2 separate regions of the Homo sapiens genome follow, and region 2 is linked to region 1. A link is a contact called in ENCODE Hi-C or POLR2A ChIA-PET data. All regions are on one chromosome and are shown on one strand. The core of a region is the stretch at or near the end of the contact, and the rest is flanking DNA. Distances in the headings are between cores, read along the strand shown. Region 1 holds the start of RHOF (ras homolog family member F, filopodia associated). Region 2 holds the start of BRI3BP (BRI3 binding protein).

The links. A loop is a pair of places that touch in the nucleus more often than their neighbours do. ChIA-PET counts read pairs that join two places held with the same protein, here RNA polymerase II (POLR2A). Pooled maps may share reads with other maps.
Region 2: a loop to region 1 is called in a pooled map, with 5 times the contacts of the local background. The contact joins the promoter of BRI3BP here to the promoter of RHOF in region 1. A Hi-C loop is called at or near these places in 2 of 37 single-sample maps with no recorded cell type and 2 of 50 pooled maps. POLR2A ChIA-PET finds 5 or more read pairs at or near these places in 1 of 52 experiments (B cell).

What each region holds. Positions count from the first base shown.
Region 1 is chr12:121,792,308-121,796,800 of GRCh38, reverse strand. RHOF (ras homolog family member F, filopodia associated) reads left to right here and starts at 3,113. Exons shown (of 5, transcript NM_019034.3): 1 at 3,113-3,305; 2 at 3,562-3,649. The coding sequence starts at 3,168. LINC01089 (long intergenic non-protein coding RNA 1089) reads left to right here. Exons shown (of 4, transcript NR_152740.1): 4 at 559-1,534. It also overlaps a transcript of SETD1B not described here. RefSeq lists enhancers at 1,119-1,288, 1,584-2,124, 2,669-2,718, 2,665-3,205, 3,211-4,042 and a silencer at 3,199-3,738.
Region 2 is chr12:124,992,342-124,996,449 of GRCh38, reverse strand. BRI3BP (BRI3 binding protein) reads right to left here and starts at 2,805. Exons shown (of 3, transcript NM_080626.6): 1 at 2,447-2,805. The coding sequence starts at 2,659. RefSeq lists enhancers at 606-745, 1,926-2,015, 3,735-4,108 and silencers at 2,106-2,165, 2,176-2,425, 2,436-2,485, 2,586-2,635, 2,656-2,975.

The sequences.
Region 1 (4,493 bases), core at 1,864-4,363:
CAAAGTGCTGGGATTACAGGCATGAGCCACCGCGCCTGGCCGGACAATAATGTTTTGAGCTGTTGCTGAGTCTGGCTTTTGTGACGGGAACTTTTAGCACTCAAGGAGTGGCCTTGTCTCTGGCCTGTCCCCGAGTGCTCATGGGCAGCCAAGGCCTGGGGACTGCTCAGGCAGGGTAGATGTATTTGCCAGGCCAGCTCCCGTCCCTGGGACCTCAGGGAGTAGCTTCATCCCTGAAGGCTGAGTGTCTTCTGCCTCATGTGGGTGGCCCCTCTGCAGGGTTCTCAGGCATCCAGGGAAGTGGGTGCCACAGCGTTGCCTCCAGCCTCACTGGGGCTGGCTGGACTTTGCTCTGACAACACAGCAGTGGCTGGGCCCCTGCAACTCTCCAGGGCTCAGTTTCCCTGTTGGCCGCACTATGGCATAGGCCCCTGTGTGGACACCGATGAGCTGACCCCACAAATGCCACCCGGCCGCTCCCCCAGGCTTCAGTGGCCTAACAGCTGTTGTGTCAGGAACCAGCTTAAAGAATCTTTCTTGCTTTCTCAAACTCTCCAGGAATTCCTGGTGACTGGAAGGGGGAGTGACTCAGGCCCTCAACCTCTAGCAGGTAAGGGAGCTACCTCCTGGGTGGGCATGCCCAGTTCCTCAGTGGGCCCAGCGCGGCCCAGCCTCCGAGGAAGCTCTGAGCAGCTGGCTTGGCTCCGAGGTATTTTTAGCTACAGATCCAGCCCCCCTCCATCACCACAACAGTCGAGTCCAAATCAAACGCGCTCCAGGCAGGTGGGGCTGGGGTTCTGCCAGCCTCCTGGCCAGCAGGGGTGGGTGGGCAGACTGGGGCCAGTATCAGCTGTTCTGCCTGGACCCAGGCCGGGCTGGGAAGGCACACTTGTGCTTATTTCCCGCCTCCACTTCTGTGCAAGCTTGTGCTGTCATAAGCAGAGATCACAGCCCCATTTCTTGGATGGAGAAAGTGGACACTGAGGTCTGAGGCTTTTGAGGACAGTCAGGAGCCCTCCTATGGGCTCCAGTGATGCACTCACCAGCTTCTGGTCCTCTTCTTCCACCTCTTAGAGTGCCTTGGCTCCCTCCTGTCGTCCTGGGGAACCTCGGCCCCAGCCCTGCCTCCCCAGCCAGTCACAGCTCCTCCCTGGTCACCCTGAGGGAGCTCAGGGCCCGGCTGGTAGCTGGGTTGCTCTGCTTCTGTCCCCCACTCCTGTGGAGCCTGGCAGGCAACTCCATGATCTGACCCCGGTTACCTTGACAGCCCTGCCTGGCCTCCCCTCTCATGGCCCAGCCACCCCAGAACCTGAAGAGGTTTTCTAGCTGCCGTGCATTTGCCAGGCTGGGTTACCCACCCTACTTTCCCTGCCTGCCCTCCAGTGCTGCCAGGCCTAGTGTGCCAGCCAGCGCTCAGCCTTCAGTAAAGGGTTCCCCTGCTTCCAACCTCCATTGCACTGCTTCCCCTAAGACTGTGACCTCCTGGAAGGCTGGAGCACAACTGCCTCTCAATAAACGTGTTGCAAAAAAGGAATGGATGAGTTGCTGTGCATTTGTCTAGGGGGTGCTTGACCCAGGAGATTACCCTTTGCCCAGTGCCTGAAGAGGGCGTCCACTGAGAACCTGGGGTGCCTCCCCGGCCTCCCCTTCCCAGCTCTGCTGTGGTCTTGGGATTCTGTGGGCGGTCGCTGCTGCCCTCTGGTGGTCAGACCGTGCCTTGCTTGCACTGTGAGAACCTTGACCATGGAACTGCCAGGTTGGCGGTTTTCCTCCACGAAGTGAGGTTTACATGACCCTTGCCGAGACCTTGAAAACTGGGAGTCTTCGGGGTGGGGTCGCCAGCAAAAAGATCCTGAGTCCTGCCAGCCCCTATCTGAGGAAACTACGAAGGCCACTTGCCCCCAACCATGCTGCTGTTGGGGGTTTTGTTAGAAATGGGCTCTTCCTACCCCAGCTGGTAGGATCCCACTCTCGGCCATGCTCTCGTGCCTGTCTGCCGTGGACCGGCTCCAGGGGGGGGTCCCTCTGCCACCCTGTCGACTCATCTGGGTGGTGCAGAGGGCAGTCAGCCCGCCCAGGGTGAGGAGTAAGAGGAGGGGTGGGGGTTACGGGTAATTCAGCCAGCAGCCCTGATAGCACTGCCTACAGTAAGTGCTCAACAAATAAGCTGTTTTGATCAGGGGATGGGAGAGTTGGGGGGATTCCTGGGATGAAGGACATGTGGCTGCTGGCAAGGAAACGCATTTTCTTACATTTCTTGGTGGGTGTGGGGTTATCAGTCTCCAAAGCTCCAGGAGAGGGACCAAGTTGACTTCAACTAGAGCTACTCCAACCTGCCCCTCCCTGACGACGTCTTGCGTGGTTCACGCCTCTGGCTCCTGCCGGAAGGAGGCGGCCGCCCCTAGTGGTTTCGGGCCAACCTGCGCCCGGAGCGGCCGGCGCCGAGGCGATTGCCCGGCAGAGGGCGTCAGACGTCCACCCTGCAGCCCAGGGTCGGGGTGCGGGTAAGCGGAGCCCAGTCCCTCACCCCGAACCCGCGTGCACGCTGGCGTCCCTGGCCCAGGCGAGGTGGGCAGACATGACTCTCGCGTCAGCATCTTCCCTGGTGCCACCGCCGCTACCTCCTGTGGGGAAGCTGAGGCCAGAGGCGGACATGTGCCAAGCCACACCGCTGGGGCAGTGCAAAGTTGAGGGGCTCTTCCCGGAGCTGGAGGCCGGGGGCTTCTCGAACCCGGTGCGGAGGCACAGCCAGCCAATCCGGGAGACCCTGTCTGGCCGCGCCAGCCAATCAGAGGGTCCCTGCCGAAGGCGGAGCCTGCTAATCAGGGGCACCTGGAGTCGCTGGGCAGCCACGATCGGGTCTCGCCGGCGAGGGGCGCGACGTGACGCGCGGAGGGTGGCGGTGGGTTGGGGGTGGGAGCTTTGCTCGCAGCTGAGCCCCGTTTTTCCGGTGCTGCAGTATCCCTGGGACTGAGAGCTGAATACCCACACCCAGGGCTGAGACCTTAGCAGAAAGGAAACTGAGGCTGGGAGGTCGGCCGGGAGGCTGCCTGGCGGAGGCGGCGCTGCTCCGAGTGGGCGGGGCTGGTTCCGGCCCCGCCCCGCCCCCGACCTCTTGGCTCCGCTAGTGCCCGGCGCGCCGCCGCCAGTGCTGCGGGCTCCGGGCAATGGATGCCCCCGGGGCCCTGGCCCAGACCGCCGCCCCCGGTCCGGGCAGGAAGGAGCTGAAGATCGTGATCGTGGGCGACGGCGGCTGCGGCAAGACCTCGCTGCTCATGGTGTACAGCCAGGGCTCCTTCCCCGAGGTGAGGCCCGCAGCGGGGCTGGGGTGGGGGCGAGGGACGCCCCTTACCCTGAGCCCAGAGCCCCGACCCTCAGTCCCCAGCGTCCCGAGCACGGACAGGCGGCCGCCACCCCGGGGCGCCCCCTCGGGAATTCCAGAGCCCAGCGGGGTGAGGGGGGGCTGATCCGGGACGAGTGAGGGGGGTGGACAGTGGATTCAGCTGGAACTTTGGCCCCCGCCGGCCCCACTAAGGACCAACCCGACCCCCTCTCCCGCAGCACTACGCCCCATCGGTGTTCGAGAAGTACACGGCCAGCGTGACCGTTGGCAGCAAGGAGGTGACCCTGAACCTCTACGACACGGCCGGTGAGTGCGCCTGCGCGCCGGGGGGCCCGAGGGTCCGCCCGCCCGAAGGGTTTCCCCTCCCGGGCGTCCCCCACTGGGTGTCCCCGCCCTGCAGCCTTGGCAGGGCCTTGGCCGGCTCTTCACTCCTGGAGGCCGCTCAGGGGCGCTGGCTGCGGGGCCCTAGAGGCCAAGCCCTATACGTAAGTGGAAGGTGTTTGGAGGAGGAGGTGAACTCTGGGGCCACCCTCCCAGCTCTGTGCTGAGAGCCCACAGCTCGTTCCTCTCCTGTGGTTCTAGAAAGCAGTGGGCTGCTCTTGGGCCTCCCATGGTTCCAGGATTGCTGCGCTACCTGCTGTGGTCTCTGCAGACTCTGTGAGCTGCAGATTTGAGTCCCTTGGTGCTCGGATTGCCTGGGCTGTGTGTCTGGGTCCTGTGGTTCTGGGATGCTCCCGGCTGCAGATCAGCCTGTGGCTCCAGGGCTCTGTGGCCTGCGCTCTGCAGCCTGAGGCTCTGGGGTCCTGTGGATGCGAGTTCTGTGTCTGCAGCTCCCAGGATTCCACGGCTTGCAGTTGGTGGTTCTGGAATTGCGTGGCTACAATTACTTCTGTGCTTTCCTAGTTCCCTGGGACAAAACCAGACAGTGTAGAAAATGAACTGAGGAAGGAACAGAGCACTGGGGGCAGGGGCCCCACACCAGGCTCTGCCTGCCACCTGCAGGCCCCCACGGGTGGTTTACGGATTTATGTGCAATTGCTTGGGAGTCGGTGTTGTGAGGGGTGGGGACAGGAGAAACAGTCAGTGGGAGGACCCTGACTCCCATCTGGGCTTCATCAACATTGGGGACCAAAGGTTGAGATCCCCAGGT
Region 2 (4,108 bases), core at 1,556-4,055, 3.2 Mb before region 1:
CACTTGTAATCCCGGCTACTCAGGAGGCTGAGGCAGGAGAATTGCTTGCCCAGGAGGCAGACGTTGCCGTGAGCCAAGATCGTGCCAACGCACTCCAGCCTGGGTGACAGAGTAAGAGTCTGTCTCAAAAAATAAATTAATTAATTAAATTTAAAAAAAAACCCATAAAATTAACAAAACAATATCCCCAAGCCTGGCCAGTGTGGGCTACACTCAGCAGGAAATAAAATAAGTCAGGCCAGGTGCAATGGCTCACACCTGTAATCCCAGCACTTTGGAAGGCCGAGGCGGGAGGATCACTTGAGGTCAGGAGTTTGAGACCAGACTGGTCAACATGGTGAAACCTCTTTTCTACTAAAAATACAAAACTTAGCCAGGCATGCTGGTGGACACCTGTAATCCCAACTACTTGGGAGGGTGAGTGGGGAAGATCGCTTGAACCTGGGAGGTGGAGGTTGTAGTGAGACGAGATCACTCCACTGCACTCCAGCCTGAGCAACAGAGCCAGACCTCCGTCTCAAAAAAACAAAAAGGAAAGAAGTCAGGTCAGCCTCTGGATGCTGTACTGACTCGGGGAACAGGGAAGGGGTCATGAAGCAGGAAAACAGGCGAGAGATACTAATGTGGGCTCCATGTCCACTCTGCCTAGGTTCACATCCTGGCTCTGCCACTCATCTGACCTGAAACCAGCCACTTCACTGCTCTGTGTCTCAGTTTCCTCATCTGTCAAATGGGAACAGTAACAGTACCTACTGCACAGGGTCATTCTAAGGATTACATAAGATTATTCTATCTACAAAAGCACTTAGTAATCATTAGTATCTCTATTAAAGGCACAAACCCCGGTTTAGCCCAGGAAGAGCTCTGACCCCCAGATTCGGAGATGCTCTGCCAGAATACAGATTGTCTTATTTAAGTAAAAGTCTTAAATAACCACTCGTATTTCATGTTTGTTGGCCTTAGATTGTCACATGGAACCACCGTCAGTTGAGACATGGGGATCCTGTGGTCACCCTGCGTGAAAAAGACAGGCTTATTTTTGCTCTAAAACAAATGATTTCTGCCTTCAAATAGCTCCGAAACGGCATCAAGAGGAAGTAAGTGAGACTCCCTGCACTCACACCCCTGATCCTTTCCCGCGCCAGACTCCAGGGCAACCTTTTCACATTCAGGCGTTCAGCCCTGCTTCCTTGCCCCTCTTTGGCCACCTACAAAGCGTTCTCTCCCCTACATGTATGAAGACACAGACCCACCTGTGCAAGAGGTGCCCCTGCCCACAGGAGAGGGAGGTCAAAACTTACTGTTTTCCTAACAAATTAACCTTTCATGTTATCCAGTAAGAACATGCAGTCAATCTGATTTCGGCCTTCATATTCCCTTCTATTCCCCACTCCCTCTCAATGAGCAGAAAACTTTAACTTTTTAGCCATGATTCTGGGCCAGGAAGGTACCAACTAGTCATAATTACAACCTCGCAATGAAGGGGAATGATTACTATCCCCATTTAACAAATAAAGAAACAAGCTCAAAGAAGTGAAGTCACTTCCCCAAAGTCATCCAACTGGTAGAGCTCCAACTTGAACCCAAACTTCTCTGACTCCAAAACCCCAGGAAGGCTGGCGGCAAGCAAGAGCCCCCTCCTCCCCAGGGAACAGCAAAGGAACCGCAATACCACACACAACTGTCCCCAGTAACTTCCTCCTTCTCAAGAGCTAGTCGGCGGACTTCGGCCCGGAATGGCACCCCTATCGCACCTAGCTCCAGAGAGCAGGAATTGGGGAAAACCCCCTGCGATCCTCCTGGGACTCAACACCCTTCCCAGGAGGCTGCAGGATCCGGGACCTCCCCAAACTAAACAAAAGGCTCCACGCGAAAGGCCCCGCACACAGTAGGTGCTCGGTTTCCCAAAGCCACCGAGCAAATCGCATTGCTCCCTTCTTTTCCTGTAAAGTAAAAACAACTCCAAGTATCTTCAAAGCAGGAGGAGGAGTGGGGCAGAAGGTCCCAGGGGAAGTGGGTCGGGATGCGAGGCTAGGACAAACCCGGGGTAGCTGGGGAGGGCGCAGCCGCGTGGGGACCGAGAGCGCCAGTGTGCTGCCTGGCTCACAGTAGGAGCCATTCAAACGCGGTGAATGAATGAATGAGACGCGCGGCAGGCGTCAGCGCAGCCGGGAGAGACTCTGGCTGCGCCGACCGCGGAGGCAAGGTCCAAGGAGAAGCGCGGCGCAGAGGAGAGGGCGCCCCGAGGCCCGGCCGCCCAGACCCGCACTGGTCAGGCCCGGCGGGGGCCGCAGGCGGCAGGCCCCGAGGCGCAGGCCGGACCCCCTCTTCCCGCGCGCTGGCCGGGCGGGCAGCCCCGGAGGCCGCGCTCCTCCCAGGTCGGCCCCGGTAGCCAGGTGCGTGGCGACCGGGGCAAGGTGACCGCGGGCGCGGGCCCGGCGCCCACCTTCTGAGCGGCGCGCACGTTGTCCTCGCCGAACAGGCTGCTGACGCTCTGGGAGAAGGTGTTGACCGTGCGGCGGTAGCTGTTCTTCTCCGCGCCGCCGCGGCCCCGCGCCCCCTGCGCGCCCGGGGCCAGCAGCCCGAGCAGCAGCAGCAGCAGCAGCAGCAGCAGGAGCCCGGCCCGGGCCAGGGGCCCGCCTGAGGCGCGCGCGCCCATGCTCGGCCGGCGGGGCGCGGGGTCGCGATGCGGGGTGAGGGCCGTGCGCTGGGCCGCAGCGGGCTCCGGCTAGGGCAAGGTTGGCGCGCTCGGGGGCCGCGCGCCGCGCCTTTACCCACAGCCGCCGCCGCCGCTGCTGCGCCACCTGCCCCGCCCCGCGCGCAAAGGCGCACGGCCCAGCCCACGCCGCGCCCCGCCCCCGGCGCGGGACCAACGCGACCCGGCCCCGGGGCCCCGCGCCCGCCTCCCGGAAGCCTGCCCCGACCCGGTGCGGCTTCTCATCATTTAAAAAAAAATTCTCTTTTTTAACTTATCCGTGGAAAAGCAACCCGTGCCTGTAAAACTTGCAACAGCTTCAACCAGGAAAGTGACTGCAACTGATTGAAAAACATGAAATAGACATATATGTAATCTCCCTGAATGTATTATAATGGTACCCCAAAATTCGCCCTCGTGGGCATCAGCTCATTCATCCTGAAAATTTTAAATAACAAGAAAGCATCAGGCATCCTCCTGCCCTTCCTGAATGAACTGTATTTCAGAGCCCCAAAATAGTTGGGGAGGGACTTTCTTTTACAAAGTCCAGCTAATACATGAGGATGAATGAGAGAATCCGAAAATTATTTGGCACCCCTCAATAGAATGATGGATTCACGCGATGATCATCAGAAATGGGTACAACCAAGAGGGGAGGGTTTGGCGGGGAACTTGAAAATGGAGGGGCTAAGCCGCGAAGTCCCGGTCCCGCCAATCGATCTTAGTGCCAGGAAGTACCAGCGCCACCTGCGATGGATTCTTGCCAAGACAAGTTGAGCATGAACCTGATGGGGCCTCTAGATCAAACCTACAGTTTACAGGAAATATGGCAGATAAGGAAAACTTAGAAGCAGCAGAAGCAACCAACCAACTCCAGCATGTGGGGCATTCTACCAAACAAACGACCCAGTTTGTTCAATAAATAATTGGTATAAAAGGTGAGCGAAGAGGAGGATAATTGGTTTTAAAGACTTAAGAGCCATAATAACCCATGCAATGCAAGGACCCTGTTTGCATCCTAAATCAAACAAATCAAGTCTAACCAACATTTTTTTTAGACAACCAAGAAAATAAAACTCAATTTTTGCCAATCCAAAGAATACAAAATGCTCTTATTTTTGAATTTACATTTTCTGGATTCCTAGTAAGATTTTCATAGATTTATTGGCCATTTGAATTACTTCTCTGTGAATTACCTATTCATATCCTTTGCACATTTTTTCCTGTATTGTTTATCTTTTTAAAAACTTTTTTGTAGGTCGGGTGCGGTGGTTAACGCCTGTGATTCCAGCACTTTGGGAGGCTGAGGCGGGTGACCTGAGGTCGGGAGTTCGAGACCAGCTTGACCAACATGGAGAAATCCCTCCGTCTCTACTAAAAATACAAAATGAGGCCAGGCGCCGTGGCTCACGC